3 separate regions of the Homo sapiens genome follow, and all the other regions are linked to region 2. The links are chromatin contacts, found by Hi-C or POLR2A ChIA-PET in ENCODE. All regions are on one chromosome and are shown on one strand. Each heading gives the region's core, a stretch centred on a gene start or an enhancer-like site at or near the end of the contact. The rest is flanking DNA. Distances are from core to core; before and after follow the strand shown. Region 1 overlaps SNRPF-DT (SNRPF divergent transcript). Region 2 holds the start of LINC02453 (long intergenic non-protein coding RNA 2453). Region 3 overlaps ELK3 (ETS transcription factor ELK3).

Region 1 (3,175 bases), core at 108-2,607, 2.7 Mb after region 2:
TTGTTGGAGAGTTCAGAATCTTGGTTGTTTTCTTGTTTTTTACTGGTGGGTGATTTTAAAATTTTTAGGTGGCTTTTGCTGGTAAAGAAAGTTGCAACCTTTGGTTAAAGACTGAGTTGAGGCTGAGCGCAGTGGCTCACGCCTGTAATCCCAGCACTTTGGGAGGCCGAGGCAGGCGGATCACAAGGTCCGGAGTTTAAGACCAGCCTGGTCAATGCATTGAAACCCCTTCTCTACTACAAAAATTAGCCGGGCGTGGTGGCATATGCCTGTAGTCCCAGCTATTCAGGAGGCTGAGGCAGAAGAATTGCTTGAACCCAGGAGGCAGAGGTTGCAGTGAGCCAAGATCATGCCACTGCTCTCCAGCCTGGGTGACAGAGTGGGACTCCGTCTCAAAAAAAAAAAAAAAAAAAAAAATGAGTTGAAGGATAATTGCTGCTTCATGACAGAATTTTAAGAAAATGGCTTTGAAGGCATTTTGCTTTCTGCCAGTAGTGTTACTACTGCATGATCTGGTTTAGTACAATAATAATGACCAGGAGCTCTGGCATCTAATTTTTCAAATCCTGGCTCTGCCTCTGTCTTAGAAGCAGAGGTTCCTGTTCCTGCTGCTATAACAAAATACCTTACACTAGGTAATTTATAAACAACAGAAATTTATTCTTCATAGTTCTGGAGGCTGAAAAGTCCACCATCAAGGCAGCAGCAGATTAGATGTCTGGTGAGGGTCCCCTCTCTGCTTCAAAAATCACACCTTCTCAAGAAATCCTCCCATGGCAGAAGGGTGTGAACAGGGCAAACAGGCTTTCTCCAGTACTAAGGGCACTAATCCCATTCATGAGGTGACTCAATCACCTTCCACCTCCTAATACCATCACCTTGGGGGTTAGGTTTCAACACATGAATTTTGGAGGAACACAAACATTCAGACTATAGCAGCCTCTTCTTAGGTGATCTTGTGCAATTTCTTGAATGGATTATACAGAAACATCCCTGCTCTGTTAGTGTTCCTGGGGTAAGGGTAGGAGAGGGTCATGGGTTGGGATAGGAGGAGAGCTGATTGAGAAAGGGAATGAAAGAGGCCGGAGGCTATAAAAGTATCTAAAATTGTTTCCTCCTAACCTCATTCGACATTTTCCCTTACTTACTTGATGTTTTCTGTTTGCTTAATGATGAAATCTGTTTGATTCCTGTCAGCTTTTTCTTAGTCATATGAGAACTTTCTAGAACTAATGGGGTTGCATGAGAACTGACTTCCAGGCCCACCCATGCTGTTACAGTGAGATCACTTTTTGTAGCACTAGTTCTCGTTCTGCTTGCCATCTTTCCTGATGTGTCACCAATATTGTCTGTGAACCACACCCACAAAAACAACTCAGAAACAGATTTTCTTGAACCACATGTGACGTTGGCAAAGTGTGGTATTTTTAAGTAGGCCACATAGCTATCTAACCGATCACTCTTCCTCCATTGTGAACAAATATATATTGAGAACTTACCCTGTGCCTGGCACCAGTGATAGAAAGACAAATATCCCTGGCTACTTCGTATTAGCAGCAAGCCTAGTATGCCTTATACACTGCCAGGGTAGATGGTTTTTATTTTTTTTAAGTTAAGTTGCTTTCCAACTCTTGACTGTGCATAACTTTTTCTTATAACCTGTGGTCTCTATTTTTGCCTTCTGTTTAGCTCTTTCACTAGTATCATTACTTGCAAATATGCCAGAGCATCTCAACTTTATTCTACCAGGATCACGATTGATTTATATTCTTCTTTTGGCTCCTTGCAGTGCTTTTTTCTGCTAGTGCAAGCTATTTACATGCACTTACTCTGCACTTTGCACACATTATTCCCCTTGTGGTATTACCCCCTGTGAGGTCTAGACCTGTGCTATCCAGTACTGAATGAATAAGATATTCCACAAATACATATACTATATATAGGTGTCTATCTATCTATCTATCTATCTATCTATCTATCTATCTATCTGTCTATCTATAGTCTCTCCATATTACCTATAATGTATATTATATATATGTAACTTAAAACTCTAGATATGCAGCTAAAAAATGAACTGGCTATAGTCTTTGCCCTTTTTAGTATTTAACTAAAGACCTGCCTTTCTAAAGAAAGCTTCTGGTTTCAATCGGATAAAATTAATTTTTGACCTTGCTTGTACATGGGATGAGAGTTTATAAAGTTATAATATAATTGGCAATCTTGTGTCACTGTAAGTTTGACATATATCATTTGTTAGTGAGAAAGCAGAAGCTATGCTATGAAATCCTCTCCCTCTCTGCTTTGAAGAAATTTTTATGGCAGAAACTAAACTATAATGCAGCTTAAACTTGGAACTAAGCCGAACAACTTGGATTCATGGGCATATCAGCATCATTATGATGGTGATGATCATGATGATCATTACTACCTTACCATTATCATCTCATCACAAGTATTATTATTACTACTAATGAGAGTTGTAATTATATTACTTTTATGTTGATTCTTTCTCCAAAATGAATTCCTCCCCTCTCTTCCCATTTTTTTACCTCGTCCTAATTGTGTTTATAGAAACAGAAGTGACAATTTACTTAATTACATAATACTAAACAAAAGAATATTGTATCAACACTGATTTGGCATGGAATGAGGTTGCCTATTAAAGCTGTATTATCATAACATATCTCCCAGACATGATATTTTTTCTGCTTGCAGCCAAAAGTAGAAATTTTTTTGAAACACATTTAGAGTTGTTTCTGGAGTTAGGCATTAGTAGATTATCACTAATTGCTTGAGAGACCCCACAGTCCTAATTAGACGGAAAAGTGAAATGCAGAGGCGGGGCTACCACAGTCAGCCTTGAAGATTGCGTGCTGCAGAATCCCAGGGCTTGCTACTCACATGATGTGAATGGCATTCCCAACATTGTGCAGCAGAGCAACCTGCACATTTGGAAGTACTGAGAATATTGTAGGAAAAAATAAAGAACATTTCATGAAAGCATTTGGTAGATCCATGGTCATCTCATTGTCTTTGAAGGTAAATTTTATTTTTAAATTTAATTCTTTCTAGAAGCCATGAATATTAAGAAGTATAATAATTTGAAAAGAGAAAAAAGTTCTTGGTAGGAGATTCTACAATCAATATTCAATTTCACAAAAGTACACCATTAGAA
Region 2 (3,034 bases), core at 115-2,614:
TCCTCCCCGCCACCCACCTCCAGAAGGAGTCTTGCTTGGTCACCCAGGCTCACTGCAACCTCCGCCTCCCGGGTTCAATCAATTCTTCTGCCTCAGCCTCCGGAGTAGCTGGGATTACAGGTGCACCCCACCATGCCCAGCTAATTTTTGTATTTTCAGTAGAAATGGGGTTTCACCATGTTGGTCAGGCTGGTCTTGAACTCCTGACCTCGTGATCCACCCACTTTGGCCTTCCAAAGTGCTAGGATTACAGGTGTAAGCCACTGAGCCTGGCAGTCACACATTCTTTCAACTGTTTGTTTCCACCTTTATTATAAAGTATTTATAAAGAGGGATCCAGAGTCCCTCACCTGGTTCAGAATCTTGGGTGACCCTTGGCAGGTCACTAACCCTGTGAGCCACAGCCACATTTGTAAAAGTGGGATAATAGTCACACATTGTGAGGTTGTTCACAGTGTTGGCACATGGTAAGGGCTAAGACACTTGATTAGCATAATATTCAAAATTAGAAATTGTACACTATTGTACTCTCTTTCAAAAGGCAAACAGCCTAAAACTGTTTGGAAAAAACAGCTTGTACAGTATATTGTACACTTCCTGTGATAGACTAGTGGACTGATACACCCACTAATGCACAGCAGTAATAGTCCACCTCTTTACACATTATGCATGTTAAGTGACAAAAAAACTCACTTTAAAAGGCCAAATGATAAAAACATCAGCCTTGAGGCTCTTCGATATAGAGTAAATCATATCTTCCTGCAAACCAAGGATTAGTATCATAATACCTGAAAGAGGAAAACTTAATTCTAACATTCAAGAAAATTGGCGGCAGGAATACACCTCGGCTTCTAGTAGTCGGTAGTTTAAAATACAGGAGGAAAAAAAAAAAGTTTGACCCCGACGTGATTCGAACACGCAGCCTTCTGATCTGGAGTCAGACGCGCTACCGTTGCGCCACGAGGTCCTGCTGGGCTGTGGCTCGCGCAGTTTCTTAGGACACCAGTAAATGGCGTTTCTTCCAGGGGTACCAGTCTTTCTCTTCCATTTACTCTCTGCCCCTCCACCCAGTATCTGTCGGACCAGGAGACCGATTCCTTCAGCGTCCAAACTTTCCTGACTGCTAGTCCTCTAACCAAGGCTGGGACGTAACCAGCGGAAGCGGGAGAACGGGGCTTCCCGTTTAGTCGGGTCTCCAGGATCAAAGGAAATTGGCCCTTCCTTTTCTTTACCAAATGATTTCCGTTCTTACCCGCCCTGCCCCCGCCCCGTTAGTCGCGAGACTCCGCCCTCTCTCCCCTCCCCCAACAGGTTCCGCGCGCTGAGTTCGCGACCTCGAGTTGTAATCTGGCGGGGCGCCACTAAGCCGGCGCAGGCCTTCGCAAGATGGCGGCTGGAGGCAAGGGCAGAGGCCTTCAGAGCGTTTTCTTTTTCCCTTTCCTCCCTTCCTGCAAACAATGTAAGGCATTTTCTCTCAGGGGAGGCTTTCACTTCATGGTGGGCATTAAGGTTAAAAGTCACCATTTTGAAGACAGGGTTGTGCACTTAAGGGAGCTGGTTTAGCATATTATGTTTAACAGCAGTGTCCTGTCATTGAATGATACAGAAAATAATAACTGTCGCCAAAAAAGTGCAGCTACACACCTCCCCGTCGGGGAATTGAACCCCGGTCTCCCGCGTGACAGGCGGGGATACTAACCACTATACTAACGAGGAGTCGTTAGGCTGTGTATTTTCTCAGACAGCCCTTCAAGGAGCAGTAAGATCCTTCCAGCGCTCCGTAACCTTCCGCCTGCCCCCGGGAAGTACGAAAGTCCGGTCTCTTGGAGCCGCTGCTTAGGCTTATTGTCCTCTCTGGGCGCTTTGTATTCTTGATGTTGGTGGGAAGAATAAAAGGTGTGGAATATGTGAAGGAAACGCGCTTCCCATGTTAGTGCTAGAGAAGTGTGTGAAAATAGTTTTTCCGAGGCTCTTGACGCGTTCTAAATGATTTAGGTTGCCGTCCTGAGTTTTTTTTTTTTAACTGACCACTGGTATGTGACTTGCGGCTGAGCCTTCCCCTTACAAATTTATACTTTCACTCTGAAGTTCAAGTTCAAGGATAGCATATGGCTGCCAGATGTCGGGGACAGTTAGGGTTGCCACGGTCTCGTGCCTCTTCAAACAATTCATAAGTCTTTTTTTTTTGAGAGGAAGTCTCGCTCTGTCCCCTAGGCTGGAGTGCAGTGTTGCGATCTGGGCTCACTACAACCTCCACCTCCAAGGCTCAAGTGATTCTCCCGCCTCAGCCTCTCGAGTGGCTGGGATTACAGGCGCGCACCACCATGCCTGGCTAATTTTTGTATTTTACTAGAGACGCGGGGTGTGTGTGTGTGTGTGGGGGGGGGGAGGGTTCACCATGTTGGCCAGACTGGTCTCGAACTCGTGACCTTTAGTGATCCACCTGCCTCGGCCTCCCAAAGTGCTGGGATTTACAGGCGTGAGCCACCGCGCCCGGCCAATTCACACACTTTTGTAACACAAAAGCGCCCAATGAAATGACCAGCTGCGGGCAAATGAAATTTTATCAAAATTTTATCAGCCGACTTCTGTTTCGCTCTCTGTAGGTGGCTACAGTTTAACTGGAAGTGACAAACGTAAGTATGTGAATGGCTAAATAATAATGCGTTTAAATAATTCAAAACCAGGATGTGCCACTGATTAAACATATGGGTTAGGAAAGTGCACTAATCGGATAATTTGATAATTTGTGTCATCCTAAACCCGTTCATAGACAGGATGAACCCTCTTCCCAGGGATACTAAGAGAGCCTTATATGTAAACTTTTTTTTTTGAGACGGAGTTTCACTCTTGTTGCCCAGGCTGGAGTGCAGTGGTGCGATCTTGGCTCACTACCACCTCCGTCCCCCGGGTTCAAGCGATTCTCCTGTCTCAGCCTCCCGAGTAGCTGGGATTACAGGTGCCCACAAACACGCCCGTTCAATTTGTGTTTCTAGTAGAGATGGTAATTCACCACGTTGGTCAGGCTGGTCTC
Region 3 (2,982 bases), core at 282-2,781, 2.3 Mb after region 2:
TAGATGAGAAATATTTCGATAAGTTTTGTAATTTAAAAAAAGCATATGCAGTGCTAGGTAATGAAAAGATGCATATGGAATTAGATTTACCTTCTTGATGATGTTATTAGGATTATATTTAAATGAGTTAATTAAATGTTTGTTGAATGAATTACCAACTATAAGGAGAACTGACCCAGGCATAAAGCCACAGGCATGAAAGACACAATTTTCCACGGCTCATTCTTAGGCTGGTTAAAGCTCCCTGTGGGTGTATCCCATACATATACCTGCTTGTTCTTCTTTGCTGGCATTTTTAAACTGAAAACTCCCAGGCAGATATTAGAGGCCATATGCAAACTCCACATGCTACATACAACCTCACACCTCCCGTGAGAGCTTAATGAGCCATAATTTCACCCATCCATTTACGTGGCAAATATTTGCTGCATGTGTCTGTCCACCCACTCTGGTCTGGCACCCCAATTTTGATCCAAGGTTATGCATCTGGAGTTCACGTGCTTAGTCTTGTTATCTGATCTTCCGTTTTCCTCCCCGCGAGGAGCCAGGCCTGTGGCGAGTTCCTCGTCATTCTGGTCTGGCCCCTGGATCCTCTGCCATTTCAGGGCACCCTGGAAACACAGCGCTCCTGCCCTCTGATTCTGCAACTCTCCTACCTCGTTCTCAAAACTGAGAATGTCAGCAGCTCAGTAAGCAAGCAGGATCGGTTGTGCTGAAGACTTTTCCTAACAAACAGGCCCTTCTTAACCCCTGCACTGGGTAAGGGGGACAGAGCAGGGGACCTTTCCAATAAATACCCACTTGACCCTATCACAAAGACTGCTGCAGGGATTAAAAGGAGAGGCTCCAGAGTCACTGCCTGAGTTCAATGCCTCAGCTTCTCATGTATAAAATGGGGACTGATCCATCTGCCTCATGGGACTGAATGAGACATCCATATACAGCTTCTATCAGAACGCCCGATGCATCCACGCATGACAAGCCCCATAACATATACTAGCTATTAGTATTATCATCATTTTTACACTCCCATTTAAGCAAAAACAGAACAAAACATAAATATCACCCTGTGTCAGCCCTAATGACAATTTAATAGACAAAATTAACCCTCACAGAAGGCTGCGCATATTCTGCTAGCTTTGTCCAAAGTTCTGGGTAACATGATCAGTTGCACAGCAGGCAGAATTACATCTGGTTTACATATCTCAACTGAGCAGGGAAACATGATGTTTTTATTTAGTTAGGTTCAGACAAGAAATAGATACAAGGCTTATATTATATTGTGCCTAACACGGCCAGCACTTGACATCCACTGTGACGAAAACCTTACACAATCCAATTAATTTGGGGGTTGTGGGGAGGTTCTAGGAGGGGGACACACGGAGCCGCAGATGTGAATAACTGCTAGATCCAAGTGCTCCGCTTAGATGCTGGCCGCAGCCTACAGGCGAGACGCCACATGTCAGGCCCCGAAAGGTGGTGCAGACACTAACCAGGCACCCAGCTCATCTCAACTGCTCCCGGCGGCTTCTCAGAGCAGAAACCATGCTGCCCAGACTGGGAGGGAGAAGAGCAGCCTTGCAGCGTCTGCTTGGGCTCAGGCCTCTGCTCAGGGTTCCTGGGAGAGGCCAACGGGAAGCTGCTGGCCCTGCGCACTTGTCAGCAAGACCCGAGGCAGGAACCTGTTCAGGTGCTGAGCAGACACACGAGACAATGCATTTATTTGGGGCACACTCATTTTATCGTGGTAGATACCCTACGTGAAAGGAACCAGTACAGAGAAAGGACAAGGAAAGAAGCCAGCATTTATGAGGGCCAGCTGCATGCTGAGCACACACAGCTGCCTTGCAGGATGGGCACTGTTATCCCATTGCAGAGATGGAGAAGCCAAGGTCCCCCTGGACAGTGAGGTTATATCCAACTGTCCACCACCTGGGGGTAGGTTAAATATTGGGAGAGCCATACAATGGAATACCACGTAGCTACTTCAGGGGACACGACATTGCTAACACTTCCCCATACCTTTAAATATACATTAGGTGGGGAAAAAAAACAGTATGAATAATTCCATTATTTTAAAAATGTTCTATTGCATATATATTTATATGTTTTCTACTGTATATATGCATATATGTGTAAATAAAAGGAGGTAGAAAAATTAATCTTAAAAGAGGTATACTAAAATTTAACAGTGATTTTTCATATTTCTTTTTGCTTATGTGTATTTTCACATTAAAGAATGTATATTTGATATGTATTACTTGTCAAATTAAGACTTTTTAAGGGAAAGAAATAGGAACTAAAAAGCTGACTAGCCCAAGGTCACACAGCTTGTAACTGGTGGAGCCGAAGTTTGAACCCAATTGTATCTAGTGCCAAGACCTAAGCCATTTCTGTTCCACTACCACACCCTCTTCCAGAAAGCAGCTGCATTTGGAAGCAGAGGCTGCTACTAAAGTAAATCCGACAGGGCCAAGGGGTCTCTGCATTCCAGAGTAATAGTGGGGTTAACTGCAGAGTGCCTGGGAAAACCAGCTCTGTGCTGAGAAAGCATGGGCCTTGCTTGAGAACAGTTATTTCTAGCTCTTCGGGCGGAAGAGACCAATCTTCCGTAAGGTCCATTCATTACCTAGAAATAGAACTGCCTCTGCCAATCCACAGGGTAGAGAAGGTGCCTGCTTTGGAGGGACACCCTAACATGAGGCACGGGGGACCCAGCACTCCCAGTGCAGCAGACTGGACATGAGCAGCCAAACTATAAGTGGCATGCCATCCAAGGGACGAGGGTGACAGGAAAACAACAGGAAGCTCGTGTCCACCATATACAGCCCGGTGATGGCACCCACTGCCAAGCTCCCCCGGCTGTCTCCAGGCCCGTGCCCAGCAGCAGCTCACACAAGGGCACAGGCCAGGAGCCTTGACGGGCCAGAAGTCATGTGGACCCAGTGCTGGGGTGAACAGATCTGGGTTTGAATTCCAGCC

What was found. Hi-C counts contacts between places; a loop is a spot of excess contacts on that map. ChIA-PET counts read pairs that join two places held with the same protein, here RNA polymerase II (POLR2A). Pooled maps may share reads with other maps.
Region 1: POLR2A ChIA-PET joins it to region 2 with 11 read pairs in A673. The contact joins the enhancer-like site here to the promoter of LINC02453 in region 2. POLR2A ChIA-PET finds 5 or more read pairs at or near these places in 2 of 52 experiments (A673 and Caco-2).
Region 3: a pooled map shows a loop between it and region 2 (2.2-fold over the local background). The contact joins the enhancer-like site here to the promoter of LINC02453 in region 2. A Hi-C loop is called at or near these places in 3 of 50 pooled maps.

The regions. Positions count from the first base shown.
Region 1 is chr12:95,804,198-95,807,372 of GRCh38, reverse strand. The region is part of intron 2 of SNRPF-DT (SNRPF divergent transcript); the gene reads left to right. The region is part of intron 1 of LINC02410 (long intergenic non-protein coding RNA 2410); the gene reads right to left. Among named protein-coding and RNA genes, the nearest start is that of LINC02410, 2.7 kb to the right of the region's middle. Within about 2 kb of position 1,357, at least 5 of the 41 ENCODE cell types and tissues checked have a DNase peak (open chromatin) inside an H3K27ac peak, as active enhancers do.
Region 2 is chr12:98,502,185-98,505,218 of GRCh38, reverse strand. LINC02453 (long intergenic non-protein coding RNA 2453) reads left to right here and starts at 1,364. Exons shown (of 4, transcript NR_038383.1): 1 at 1,364-1,459; 2 at 2,607-2,636. It overlaps TRD-GTC1-1 (tRNA-Asp (anticodon GTC) 1-1), which reads right to left and starts at 1,716; the gene lies at 1,645-1,716. It overlaps TRW-CCA4-1 (tRNA-Trp (anticodon CCA) 4-1), which reads right to left and starts at 967; the gene lies at 896-967. RefSeq lists enhancers at 1,007-1,306, 1,317-1,626.
Region 3 is chr12:96,238,385-96,241,366 of GRCh38, reverse strand. The region is part of intron 2 of ELK3 (ETS transcription factor ELK3); the gene reads right to left. Among named protein-coding and RNA genes, the nearest start is that of ELK3, 46 kb to the right of the region's middle. RefSeq lists an enhancer at 2,835-2,982. Within about 2 kb of position 1,531, at least 8 of the 41 ENCODE cell types and tissues checked have a DNase peak (open chromatin) inside an H3K27ac peak, as active enhancers do.